Linked DNA regions of Homo sapiens: region 2 is linked to region 1. A link is a contact called in ENCODE Hi-C data. All regions are on one chromosome and are shown on one strand. The core of a region is the stretch at or near the end of the contact, and the rest is flanking DNA. Distances in the headings are between cores, read along the strand shown. Region 1 overlaps VAV2 (vav guanine nucleotide exchange factor 2). Region 2 overlaps RXRA (retinoid X receptor alpha).

Evidence for each region. Hi-C counts contacts between places; a loop is a spot of excess contacts on that map. Pooled maps may share reads with other maps.
Region 2: a loop to region 1 is called in a pooled map, with 7 times the contacts of the local background. The contact joins two enhancer-like sites. A Hi-C loop is called at or near these places in 13 of 37 single-sample maps with no recorded cell type and 5 of 50 pooled maps.

Annotation. Positions count from the first base shown.
Region 1 is chr9:133,942,872-133,949,292 of GRCh38, forward strand. The region is part of intron 1 of VAV2 (vav guanine nucleotide exchange factor 2); the gene reads right to left. Among named protein-coding and RNA genes, the nearest start is that of VAV2, 46 kb to the right of the region's middle. RefSeq lists enhancers at 1,466-2,319, 2,359-2,408, 3,069-3,178, 5,520-6,029, 6,030-6,421. Within about 2 kb of position 2,585, at least 8 of the 41 ENCODE cell types and tissues checked have a DNase peak (open chromatin) inside an H3K27ac peak, as active enhancers do.
Region 2 is chr9:134,393,865-134,400,292 of GRCh38, forward strand. All of the region lies in intron 1 of RXRA (retinoid X receptor alpha), which reads left to right. Among named protein-coding and RNA genes, the nearest start is that of MIR4669, 18 kb to the left of the region's middle. RefSeq lists enhancers at 25-184, 2,492-2,671, 3,049-3,957. Within about 2 kb of position 2,452, at least 17 of the 41 ENCODE cell types and tissues checked have a DNase peak (open chromatin) inside an H3K27ac peak, as active enhancers do.

The DNA.
Region 1 (6,421 bases), core at 1,335-3,834:
CAGGGACAGGGACTGCACGGACGGGGATGGCAGAGACCGGGACAAAGCCTGGGGGCCACGTCAGGCTCCACCTCGAGGGAGGCCACACACGGCCCGGCCTCCCTTCAGGGAGCATTTCCTGTGCTTTCTACAGTTCATCCCATTTTCCACAAAGGGAAACTGAGGCACAGAGAGTTAAGGACGTGGGCACCTGACCAGAGGGCGGCAGCGCCAAGAATGAAGCCATGTCGACATCGGCCAGGGCAAAGGCCCTCTGAGAGGACGGGCGTGTGGGCAGGCACCAGGTCCCTCCTGCCATCCCTGTACCCCTTTCCTCAGTGGCCTGGTTTGCAAGGTCTGTGGTCGCTCTGGAGCCAATCAGAGCCTCAAGGTCCAGGTTCTAGACAGAGACCCTGACGGTTGGCAGGGACCGGACCCAAGGCTGAGGTTGCTGCAGGTGCATCATGGCCACAGGGGCCCACTGAGGACACAGGCCGAGGGACAGTGGCAAAGGGAGGCCCAGATGGTGGTCAGCGCCAGGTGAAAAGTCCCCTGTCCACGCCCAAGCTATGAAGGCTGGCTTCAGCTGTCACCTGTGGCTGCAGGAGCAAGCGGCATTCTTCTCTCTCATTGATCCAACCTGGCCTTCGGGACCCCCCACAAAGGCAGCCACTGCTTCCCCCAGCATCCTGGACTTTAAGTCCAGCTGAGTGGCCACAGCAAGGGTCTGTCCCCAGAAAACAAGCCCTGTGACAAGGGTCCCAGGGCTGAGTGCCCTCTCCCCCAGGCTGGCGGCTATGGGGTCCCCACTGTGTTTGTTTAGGGCACTCTGAGGGGGCATGGGCTACCCCACCTCCTGCTCCCCACAGCCCCAGACTGCAGGGAGGGCTCCCGCCCCTGGGCCCCAAGAATCCCTTGTCCAGGCTCTGGCGCTGCAATGAGAGGCAGCGTGTAGTGTGCCCTGGAAACGTCAGCCCCTTTCTCTCCGGCCCATTCATCGGCAGCCGCAGATCTAATCAGGCTGAAATCGGATTAGTGTGGTGACACAGGCTCCATGCCCAGTCGCCCACCTCCCCAGGTTCAGCTGCACTGTCCTTCAGCTCTTGCAAGGCGCCAGGGCGGGGTGTCACAGACAGGAGAGGCGGCGCAGGGCCGGAGAGCCAAGACCCCAGAGCCAGGAGCCCAGGTCTGAGCCACAGGTGAGGCCCGAGGGCATCCTGGATGGCAAGCTTCACCGGCCAAGCTCACATGCTCACAGGACAGTCACGTCTCTTTAGGGTCTCTGAAACAATCTATTGTGATGGGGACACAATGGCAGGGACAGGCCTCTCTGCCCTGCAGAACCCACGGCAGCCCACCGAGAGCAGGGGCGCCCTTCAGCCTATGTGGGCCCTTCCACTGCCCCTTACTGGCAACGGGTCACCGGCAGTGCTGGAGTGGGAAACAGGACAGGCCTGCCTCGCCCTCCAGAGCTGGCATCTAGCCGGCATGACCTGAGAGGGGTACAAAAGGGGAAACTAAGCCGGGGGAGGCAAATCCACTTGCCTGAGTCACATAGCCAGCAGGCCTCAGCTGGGGAGCTGCAGTTTGAACACAGGTGGCTTGGCCATCGACCCCTGGGCAATGGTGATGGAGTAATAGCAGAGCCTGACAATGACCACAGGCAGGGAGGATGCTGACGTGCACAACAGCCAACTCACTCACCACCTGCAGAGCCTGTGAGGTGTGCACTGGCCCACTGCACAGACAGACAACCAAGCTCCAAGCAGTGAGCTCATGGGTAGGCCCAGGATTCAGGGGCAAATGGAGTGGCCGGGATGCAAAAGGGCAGCAGGCCCCCGCCTAAGGGGATGCAAGAAAGTCCTGTCTCGCCAAGGACGGCAGCACAAGGCCTGCGTCGTCAAGGCAGGTGCCACACTGTCTCAGGGGCTGACTCCTGGGCCCCAGCTGGACCATGCAGGAGGAGCGTGGGGCCGGGCTGACCTTTATGGGAGGTGACCCTCGCTGCTCCCTCCTCCCAGGAGAGCTCGGGCAAGTCTCCTCATGTGCACAGTGAGGCTCTGGCACAGAGCTCCAGGCCCTTCCGGCCAAGACTGGCTACGCGTCTCGGTGCGCTGACTCACAGTGATTATAGGCGCTCCACGGCCGCCAGGTTTTCCAGAAGGCCAGGCACTGGGCTAAGAGCTCCCTTGAGTCACTGCAGCAATTCCTAATTTACAGATGAGGAAACTGAGGTTTCAGGAGGTCAGCTGGCCTGCCCAAGGTCACTAGCAAGGATGTAACTGAGCTAACAATGGATCTGGGATGGTTTGACCCCCAAGGCCAGACTGCTGGCCTCTAAGCTATCCTGTCTATGGGTTTCTGGGCAGGGAAATCCCATTATTTTTTCTTTTTTAAAATGACAACAGTACTTTGACAAAAACTCAGTCTGTTCAGAGGAGATGGGGAGGCACTGAGTGTAGGAGCCCGGCCTTTGGGCTTGAGGGGCAGGCCCCACCCACAGAAACCAAGGCTTAGGAATGGGGCCAGAGAGGAGGGGGCTGACCTGATTGATCGGCACATAATAACTAACTAGCACGCATGCGCCATTTCACAGCCCACTAGCACTTTCACATCCACATTTGCTCCGTCAGATGTGGAAATGGAGGCCCCAGAAGGCAGGTGACCCGCGATCTGAACCCAGGCCCGGTTCCTCTCAGGATGCCCCCAGCCTCTGGCAGGCCCATGCCCGGGAAAGTCCCTTTGGCTGCCCCACCAGGAAGGTCAGGGGCCCGGGTGTCCTCAGTCCCAGGAGTGGCACTCAGCTGGGGGTGGGGTCCTGCAGGGAAAGCCCCAAGCTGGGGTCTCCAGATCGCCTGGCCCAACCTTCCCCATCCATGTAGATCGTCACCAACAGGCAGGGCTCCTCCCAGGTCTCTGGCTGGCATCCCTGAACCACCGACTCCTGTCCTGCACAGTCCTACCTCCCCCTGGCCTCTTGCACACAACCACATTCCAGTGCAGACCCCACAGCAGGTGCTCCAGGTGGGGACAACCCAGGCCTGCTCCCACTCAACAGCCACACAGCTTCTCTGTACCTCAGTTTCTCAATCTGTAAAATGGGCAAGGAGAACCCTGCCCTCTGACTCCCACGATGCTGGGACTCTCACTCAAAGAGACTGTACTGAGGCCATCTCACTGGGGAAGTCCAGAAGTCCCCTGAGACATTGGTCACTGGGAGAGCTGGCAGGGGGGTTGGGGTGCCACAGTTAGCTGGAGCTGAGGAGCAGCCACAGTGCACGAGAACCTGGGCCCTTCATCACCATGGTCCCACCCTGGAGCTGTTAGCCCGCCACCCCGCTGGCCTTTAGTTCGCAGCAGAGCTCCTCAAGGCAGCTGCCAGGGACTGGGGGAGGGACACAGGCCGACAAGGGACTTCTGGGGCCTGGCCTCAGGCTCTCTGCTCATGGCCAGAGCAGCCCAGCAACTGGGAGGTGAAGACCCCCACCCCATGTGCTCCTTGCTGCAAAAGGGAACCTGGGCACCACAGCCCTGAAAGCAACAGGGCACCACAGCTTCTGGGCCTCAGGAGAACAGGCACTCTCTTTTCAAGCCTCTGGGTCTTTCTGAGCAAGCTGGGGGTCTCCATGTGCAGCCTCCACGCCCTGCGGCAAAGGCTCCAGGAAGTACCCACAGACATAGATAGACATAGTGCGTTTTCTTGAAATACTTCAACAAGTGTCACTAACACTGCGCTTAGCAGAGACCGATTGCACGCCTGGCTGCTCTGCTTCCAGCTGGAGTGGTGCTGACTCCCTGGGGCCACAATGCTGCGTCGTGCTGATCAGAAGCTCTGACTGGCAGCTGAGGATGTCTTTGATCAATAAAAAAATGGGAAAACAAATTAATTTCCTGTTTTATTTATGCCATGCTCATTCCAAAAACCACTTAAAATAGCTTGATTACTATTCAACAGATGCAGCTTGATGGAATGGATCAAATTTGGGGCCCATCAGGTAGATAAACAGGTGACCCTGGGTGACAGGCTGGCCAGGTGCTCACGGAGACAGGAGCTGACGCCGTTTGCTCCCTCTGGGTCCCAAATGCCCTGGACAATGCCTAGCCCATCACACGGGCTCAGTATCTGGTAGACGAACAAATGAACCAATGAATTAATGAATGAACAAATGAATGAATGTCTAGGAAGCACTCTTAGGTGTCCTCTGACTGCTGACACCTCTCAAAGGGCCCTGCTTTCTCCTCAAGCAGCAGAGAGTCCACGATGCCTTCCAAGACGTCAGGGGCCCCCAAGGACAGCCACTGCTGCTTAGGTGGCAACCTCGCTTCCAGAAGCATCTCTTCCGAAAACAAGCAAGCAGGTGAAAGGTAGGGTCTGGCCTCGACCCCTTATTCCTGCACACATCAATGTCACCTGCACAACTCTACACACCACCCCACCAGGGACCCATTAGCTGGTCAGATCCAATAACCACTCTAGCAGGGGGCGGGGGTGGTCCCTTATCACCCATTTTACAGATGAGGAGACCGAGACTCAGGGAGGCCCGTATCTGCTTTAAAACTGGTCTGTCGTTGGGCGCGGTGGCTGACGCCTATAATCCTGGCCCTTTGGGAGGCCAAGGCGGGTGGATCACCTGAGGTCAGGAGTTTGAGACTATCCTGACCAACATGGTGAAACCTCGTCTCTACTAAAAATACAAAATTAGCCAGGCGTGGTGGCGCATGCCTGTAATCCCAGCTACTCAGGAGGCTGAGGCAGAAGAATCGATTGAACTCGGGAGGTGGAGGTTGCAGTGAGCCGAGATCATGCCATTGCACTCCAGCCTGGGCAACAAGAGCAAAACTCCGTCTCAAAAAAAAAAAAACAAACTGGTCTAACTTGACAGTCATCATGAACACTGAGAGGCTTCCCAGGCCATCACCAGGGCCCCCGCGCTATGGCCTTTGTGAGTGTGTGTGTGAGACAGAGTCTCACTGCATCAACGAGGCTGGAGTGCAGTGGCGTGATCTCGGCTCACTGCAACCTTCACCTCCCAGGTTCAAGCGATTCTCCCGCCTCAGCCTCCCGAGCAGCTGGGACTACAGGCCTGTGCCACCAATGACGAGCTAATTTTTGTATTTTTAGTAGAGACAGGCTTTCCCCACGTTGGCCAGGCTCGTCTCAAACTCCTGGCCTCAAGTGATCCACCTGCCTCGGCCTCCCAAAGTGCTGGGATTACAGGTGTGAGCCACTATGCTCAGACCGCACTGAGCCCTTAAAGAGAGGCTGCAGTGCGGGGCTCCCAAGGCAGATGTCCGAGGCCACTCCAGCTCATTCACTGCTCCAGGCAGGGAAAGCACAGCTCAGCCAGGGATTGATTGAGGAGTGTCACGAGTTGATTTTGTCTGGACAATTGAACTTCCTTCGCTCGGGCCCATTTCCTCAGCTCCGCACGCACCAGGACCAAGGCGTCAGGCCAGCAGGCTGAGTAATGAACCTGACCCGCCTTTGCGCATGGCCTCGCATGAGTGTCCCCCTTCGCCCAGCTGGGGTGCGGAGCTGCTCTACCTGCTGTGATCTGGAGGAGTGGGGTGGTGTTTTCTTCGTGCATATCAAGGTCTTCGGGGGCCAGCCTTGCCCCCAGGTCAGGGGCAGGCGACTGGCAGAGAGAGGGGCAGGCCAGATCAGCAGGGCAGGCGGCCCGCGTGCCCTCAGGAGTGGAGCTCCCCCCACCAAGAGCAAGCAGCTTGAGCCATGGCTGCTACATTTGTCCACAGGAATGACAGAAAGGGCTGCAACAACAGCGTGTCTCGTTTCACTATTCTGTAAAGGTTTCCAGCATTCTCAGTCTCACTAACACTCGATGTGCTAAAACAACGTCCGGTGGCTCTTCCACTTTCTCCCATAACAAACAGCGCCCGCTGAGTCCGTGCCTGGCGCAGCACGAAGCCCTTGACGTTCCTCTCTGCTTCATCCTGCTAACGAGCTGTCACGTATCCCTGGTCTACAGGTGGAGAAACGGCTCAGGGACCACCCTGCTCATCAGGGTAGTGAGGGGAAGACCCAGGTCTAATCCAGGTGGTCTGGTCCTGTCCCCATGGGAGCCCCACGGCATAGGCAAGAGGCAGCCTAATCTGCGGACAACCTGGGAGGAGGGAGGGTCCCGGCTGGCTTGCGTGAAGGCAGAGCTAGCTGCACACAGGCTCTGTCGGTGGGTGCCTCTCCATCCCTCTGACACCAGCACTCCTGGGGAGAAACATGCTCCTCCCTTACGCTGGGCCCTCCTGCTTCCCAGGGCACCTCCCAGGATGACTACCAAAACGCGACTCACAACGCACTACACCACCTCGGCACTGGTAGAGGAAGCCCTCCAAGTCAGACCCACAGAGGCAAGTCCCTGCCCTTAGCAAGCTTCCGGACCCCTGTCTCTGCACACTTCCCCTCCTTCCCCGAGGACGCCCTGAC
Region 2 (6,428 bases), core at 1,202-3,701, 450 kb after region 1:
CCCCAGCGCCCCTGGGCTGTATGAGTGGGCTGTGCAAGGGTGGCCATCAGCCTCGGCACCACTTCCTATTCTTCCTTCTGCCGCTGGCCAGTCCTCAACTTGCTCAGTATGGCCAAGAGGACCCAAAACACCATCCCCTTGCTATTTATGACAAAACTTGTCAACCTCTCTGTCTAGGCTTCAGCCTGCCATCTGCACAGTGGAGCAGGGCAAGGGGTTGCTCAGCTGGTAGTGATGGTGACGGTGGTGGTGGTGGTGATGATGATGTAATGATGGTGTTGATGATGTTGGTGATGGTGGTGATCATGGTGGTGATGATGACTGATGATGTGTGATGTTAATGGTGAGTGATGGTGATCATAGTGATGGTGGTGGTGATGACGGTGGTGATGATGACGGTGATGTTGATGGCAGTGACAGTGCAGATGTGTCATTGCACGCTCGCTGGATGCCTTCACAGACATTGCTTTAAGCTGAGTTTTATAATCAAGAGTGGTTTTCCTGCCGAGGCCCTTTGGGTGTTGATGGAGCCTGTCTCCATGAAGGGCCACTGCCTGTGCCCTGGGAGTTTGAGGTCAGTCAAGACTGAAGGGTGTTTGGTTGGTGTCTCCTGACTGAGGCTTGGAGAAGGTCAAGGTGTGTGGGTCACTCTTCCTCATTCTCATGCCCTGGCAGCTCGCGGAGGTCTCTGGGGGAGGCCCGGGCAGGGTCTCATAGGTCTGGGTTGCAGATCTACCCCTGCCTTTGGATCCCCTGCGGACTGAGCTGCCTGGCCAGCTGCACTTGCACGCTACGTGCCTCAGGGGCCAGAGGCCTCAGGCAGCACCCCTGGTCCCCTCATCTTGACATCACGCCCCCTCACTACCCTGCGTCTCCCAGTCTCCCCTTGTGCCAGCCCCTGATCTTGCACTGGGGAAACTGGACAAGGTCCCCACCATGGGGGCCTCTTGGGCTGGGAGGGCAGAGGTGTGAGAGGCAATGTCAGGGGGCCCCATGGAGCTCAAGGAGGGAGAGGCCAGTGTTTGGCTCCTCCTGGGTGAGCGGATAGGGAGTCAAGACCCTGCTTTCTCTGCATTTGTGCAGGGGTGGTGATAATAAAAGTGGGTTTGGCATTCAGAGTCCTTGAGGGTCTCTTGGTCACGTGGAACCTGGGGGACCAAACTCACAGAGGCAGAGGCCGGACAGGAGTCCAGAGCCTGACCGACCTGGCCTGGCTGGGCTCTGTCCTGAGGCTGGGACACCGTGGGCTCTCAGGGAAGCATCAGTCCCCTCTCAGTCCTGGCAGGAGCCTGTCTGTGCTGGCTCTGCAACCCCGGTCACTCCGAACTCCCACATGTCCATGGGGCTGGCAGGACTGTGGCGTTGTGTCTGGTGCAGACCCAGATTTCTGTCCCTCCCTTGGCGGAGTCCCGCCTGGCCTCACCGTGGCTTCCTGTGTCCACCGCTGCTTCCTTCTCACCCTTTCCCTCCTGGCCCACTGGCCGGCCATGGGGGGCTGATCATGGAAGGGCCCGTCTCACTGGGCCCTTGGGGCATCTCTGCATGTGTCACGGAAGGTTGGGTAGGGCAGGGCTAGGGAGCAGGCTGGTCAGGGCTCTGTGTGGGGCCGGCAGTCCTTAGGGCCACTTCCTGGGGGTTTTGTGAGCAGTTGCGGGCTGCAGTGAAGGAGATGGACACCTTGGTGTGCCAGGCCCCATCCTCCTTTCTCCTCCAGAGTCTGGGTGGTTCTGGGGCACCCCTGGCTCAGAGCAGGGGCCTGAGTGTCCATGTTCCCGCAGGTGGGTGACTTCATAGGCCTGGCCGAGGTGGGGGGCTGGACCTCCCCATGGGGCCCCTTGGCATTGCCTTCAGGGAGCTCCATCATCCGACCCTGCTTTGGGGCCCTCAGGCTCCTGTGGAGGCAGGCCTGGGTCTCTCCTAACTATTCAGGAGGGCCAATCTGGCCTGTCCTCAGATGGGGCTGAGATTTAGGGCCAGGGTGTTGGTTGGGGAAAGGGCAGGGTAACCTCAGAAGAGCTGAAATTCCAGCCTGGGCCACCTGAGCTGTAAGCTGACACTTGGCCTGGAGGCCGCTAGCGGGCCATGCTCCTGGGGCTGGAGGTGACAGGCCCGAGTCTTTGCCTGCCCCTGCGGGGAGGCGGGAAACAGATGTGCAGCAGGTACGGAGAGCCCACCCCGCCGAGGGCCCGTAGGGCCCATCTTCAACAACCTCTGCTGTTGGCATGCCCATTTTACAGAAGGGGAGACTGAGGCTCATCTAGGCTAAGGGGTTGCCTAGGGTCTCTCCGTCAGGGAGTGGTGGGTCTTGTGGGCCCAAGGGTGAGCAGAAGCCCATTCTCACCATGGCCGGCATCTCCTGGGTTGGGCATGGCTGCCCGCCCCACCCTAGTTCCTCAGGGCCCCTCACCCTCTGGGGCTTGTGGCCACTTCCTTCCTCTTCCTCCTACACTAACCACCTTCAGCTTCCCCCAAACCTTGACGCGCCGTGGTCCCTGCCACGTCCTCATCCCTGTCCCCGCCAGCGCTGCCCTTCTCCCTCCCCTGGGAGGCCAGGGGAAGCAGTACTTCCGGAGGTGGGGGCTGGAGGTGGGTGATCCAGGAAGCTCTGAGGGCCTGCTAGCTGCTTGCAACGGGGTTTCAGTTCCGGGCGGGGGGGTCCCCAGGCAGGTGGCATAGGGTTGCAGGGACGTTGCAGGGACCGGGAGCAGGCAGGCTCAGGACCAGCTCTCATCTGGGTGCTGGTTTACCCAGTGGGCTTCCTCATCGCAGGCCGAGCTCCTCCCTCCTCCCGGGCACCCTGCCTTTCCTTTGCACCATCCTGGATTCCCCACCGTGGAGCCCACGGGACCCTACCCCAAGCTCCCCCATTTAGAACGCCGTCCTTCCCTCCGCTGGGCTTCCTGGGGCGCCAGATTGGATGGTCCGGGTGTCCTCTGTTTTTCATCTAGACAGGTGACCTGATCACTCGGCCCCAGCCTGTGGCCTGCTCAGACCCTGCCGCGATTGGCCCTGCAGATTCCAAAGGGATGTGGGGATTTTGAGTTCCCCTCTCCAAGGGCCGGAGGTTCCCTGGCTGCCCAGGAGGGGGCTGGAGTCCTGAGGGCTCACCCCCGCCCCCACCACAGTCAGACTGGCATTTCCTGCCACCTTCTCTGCCTCCCCCGCCTGCCAGGCAGAGGCCGGAAGGGAGTTGGTGGGGGTTCCCCAGGCTTCCTGCTCTGGGGTCCAGGGAGCAGAAGCATCCTGGCACTGGTGAGCGTTCTGGAGGGAACTGTGCAGCTCAGGAACTTTGGTCAACAGGGTGTCCCTTCCCTCTTCCAGCAGACCCTCTGGGGTGTGAGTGTCCCTGGGGTCCTGAGTGGTGCCTGCATACACCTGGGGTGGCAATTCACCGTCTCGCGGAGCAGCCTGTGCCGTCACTGGGCAGCAGTCAGGACAAGAACATTCCTTACTTCAATGTTACTAAACCTGCCGCTTAGCCCCCGACACTCAGGATCTGCCATCTGGGGGCCCAGGGAGCTGCTCTGTGCCTGCCCTGGGTGCTGGCATTCCGGGGCATTCATCTCTGGTACAAGGCTTTTGCTCCCGGCCTCCAGGTATCTGCACTTTAGAGTCAGTTTTGTGCCAAGGGAGTGATCACTCCACCACTTCTTCTGTGCAGTCTTCCTGGATAGAAATCTAGTAGCTGTGAGAGGCGCCTTGGGGCTACTGGGCACTGCCCCTGCCGGGATCAGGGCCTGCTTTCTGCTCTTCCGTTTAGCCCTGGAGGTCCCTGAGTTCTTCCTGAGCTCCTCCTCGCCTGGGGTTCGGAGTCACACTGATTGCCTGTGGTCCCTAAGTGGGCACGGTGGGTGTAAGGGGTGTGAGGGTCTGGGATTGTGGGGCCCTGTATGGCTCAGGTTCTGAGGTTCCCAGATCCCGCCATTCAGTTTTGCCACTCAGGCCCCTCTGCCGCTCCCTTGTGTGGGGAGGGCTGTGTGTCTGCTGGCTCCCGGGTTGGGTCTGAGTGTCTGAGGCTGTCCCTGTGGTTTGGGGGTGAACCTGGAGGGCCACGGAAGTCAGTGAAGACCAGCTGGTAACAAGTGCCCCTGCAAGTCCAAAGTAGGATTTTTTTATTTTTTATTTTTTTTTTGAGGCAGAGTTTCGCTTTTGTCACCCAGGCTGGAGTGCGATGGCGCGATCTCTGCTTACTGCAACCTCCGCCTCCCAGGTTCAAGCGATTCTCCTGTCTCAGCCTCCCAAGTAGCTGGAATTACAGGCGTGCACCACCATGCCCAGCTAATTTTTGTATTTTTGGTAGAGATGGGGTTTTGCCATGTTGGCCAGGCTGGTCTTGAATTCCTGACCTCAGGTGATCCACCCACCTCAGCCTCCCAAAGTTGTGGGATTACAGGTGTGAGCCACCCTGCCCGGCCCCAAAGTAGGATGTTTTAAGAATAACGCCTATGGTAGCCACCACTTAATCAGGGGTGGGGACGGATAAATGACCTGGAAGAGACAGAGCCCACACACGGGGCCCTTTGCTGTGAGTAGAGGATGTCGAGGCATTTTTTGCCTCTTCTTTTTTAATGTCCTCTTCCTGGCCAAAAAGCATCTCTCTCTAGAGGATTCCAGAAAACACACCCAGCCTATTGTCACCCAGGCTCTGGGAAGGTGTCTGCTATGGACGGAGTCTGTGTAAACAGGAAGGGCTGGGAGCAGGGCCCAGGGGCAGCTGGCTTAAATAATTCAGCTCCTGAGGTGCCCTGGAAGGCTGTCCCAGAAACCCTCCAGTCCCCTCCTCCAACTCAGTGTCCCCCTGACTCCCCAGTCTTCCCAGATTACATCTGGAGCAGGGGGTGGGTGGAGAAGCTGAAAGAATCCAGGAGTGTCTTCTCCCATGGCCTTAAAATTCCCATCTTCTTCCCAGAGGCCAGGAAGAAAGGTGGGCGGCCTTCCCAGGGGTGCCTAGGGCCTCAGATCAGGCCATTCCAAGGCCCGGCTTCTGAATGCAGTGCTGAGGTTTGGGCTCCCTGCATGGCCCGGCCTCCTCCCAGGTGCTCCCAGGGCTACCTGGTGGAGATGGCTGCAAAGCCAATTTGTGCACAGTCATGCTTTCTTGTCCCTTCTGCCTTGAAGTCAGCACAGTGTTTCCCTGGATTGGCTTGGATAAGGAGGGCCCAGCCCTGGTCCAGGCTCAGTCTGTGTGGATTTGGGGCTGAGCAGAACTTGCTGCTGAGTACGCGTGCCTGTCTGCATTTCACAGATGAGGAAACTGAGGCTTGGTAAAGGAAGAAGCTGGCTCAGGTTTCCTCCGGCAGGGGTCAGCTGAAGGTGGGTGAGGTGGGGCTGTGATGAGGCAGCCATGTGGCATTCCCAGGGTCCCCGCAGTGCCCTGGTGGGCATGGTTGCCTGGCCTAGGGGCAGCTGCAGGTTTCTGGGAGTGTGCCTTTGGGGCAGTTCTCATCACACACCTTCTCTATGCCTCAGTTTCCCTGTCTGTCACAGGCTGGTGGTGGTAGCTTCTCCAAGAGTTGCAGGAATCAGTAACATCAGGTTATGCAGGTATTTCATAGACTCGTGAGCAGCCTGATTTTGTGTTTGTCTGTCTTGGACACACTCTTTTGCCTGCTTTGTCTTGTCAGCTCCTAGCTGTTCTCTCCCTGGCCTTCTGCACCTGGGGATTCTGGATGTGGAGACCTCTGGGCTGCATGTGTTTGATATCTACATGTGGGTCCTGCCTGTCCTCCTCCCAGGAGTTGAATGACCAATAGGGCTGGTTTGCAGTACCTGTCTTAGCCAGTAGGTGCCACCAACATCTGGTTCTGGAATTCCTTAAGTCTGCATTTTTAGTTCAATGAAATGGCTTATTCCCAATATTGTGAATGATGAAGGTTTCCAGTGGGTCAGACAAGGCTCATTTGCTGGTGGGGTCTGTACCCCGACTGCGATGGGGCACTAGTGGCAGCCAGGCCCCTGCAGTGCTGGCTGAATCTGAGCAGTGCTGGCTGAATCAGGGCAGTGCTGGCTTCCAGGCCTCCTTTCTGCACCTTCCTCCCTGGGAGAGGAAGCAAGAGGGGGTGTGTGGAGCAGGCCTGAGGCTGCTGGACAAGAATGGGCAAATGCTCCTGAGCAGAGGTGGGCACAGGGTGGCAGAACCTCTGTGTTCCTGCTGCCTCTGAGCTGGCCTTGGCCAGGTGCTGGGGGCAGCAGAGCTGTGTGAGGTAAGAAGAGTGCTGGCTTTGGATGGGGTCAGGAGTGGCCCGAGTTTCCACGCTGCCGAGTGGTGGTGGCATCCTAAAGCTCATGCCATGTCTTCCTGAGATGCAGGGTGCACAGGAGGCAGATGCCCATGAGAGGCCTGGCCCAGGGCTTCCTCCCGCTCTAGCCTGGCACCCAGCGAGTGAGCCAGTGCCCTGGACACAGCTGCTCTGAGGCTTGGGGAGGTG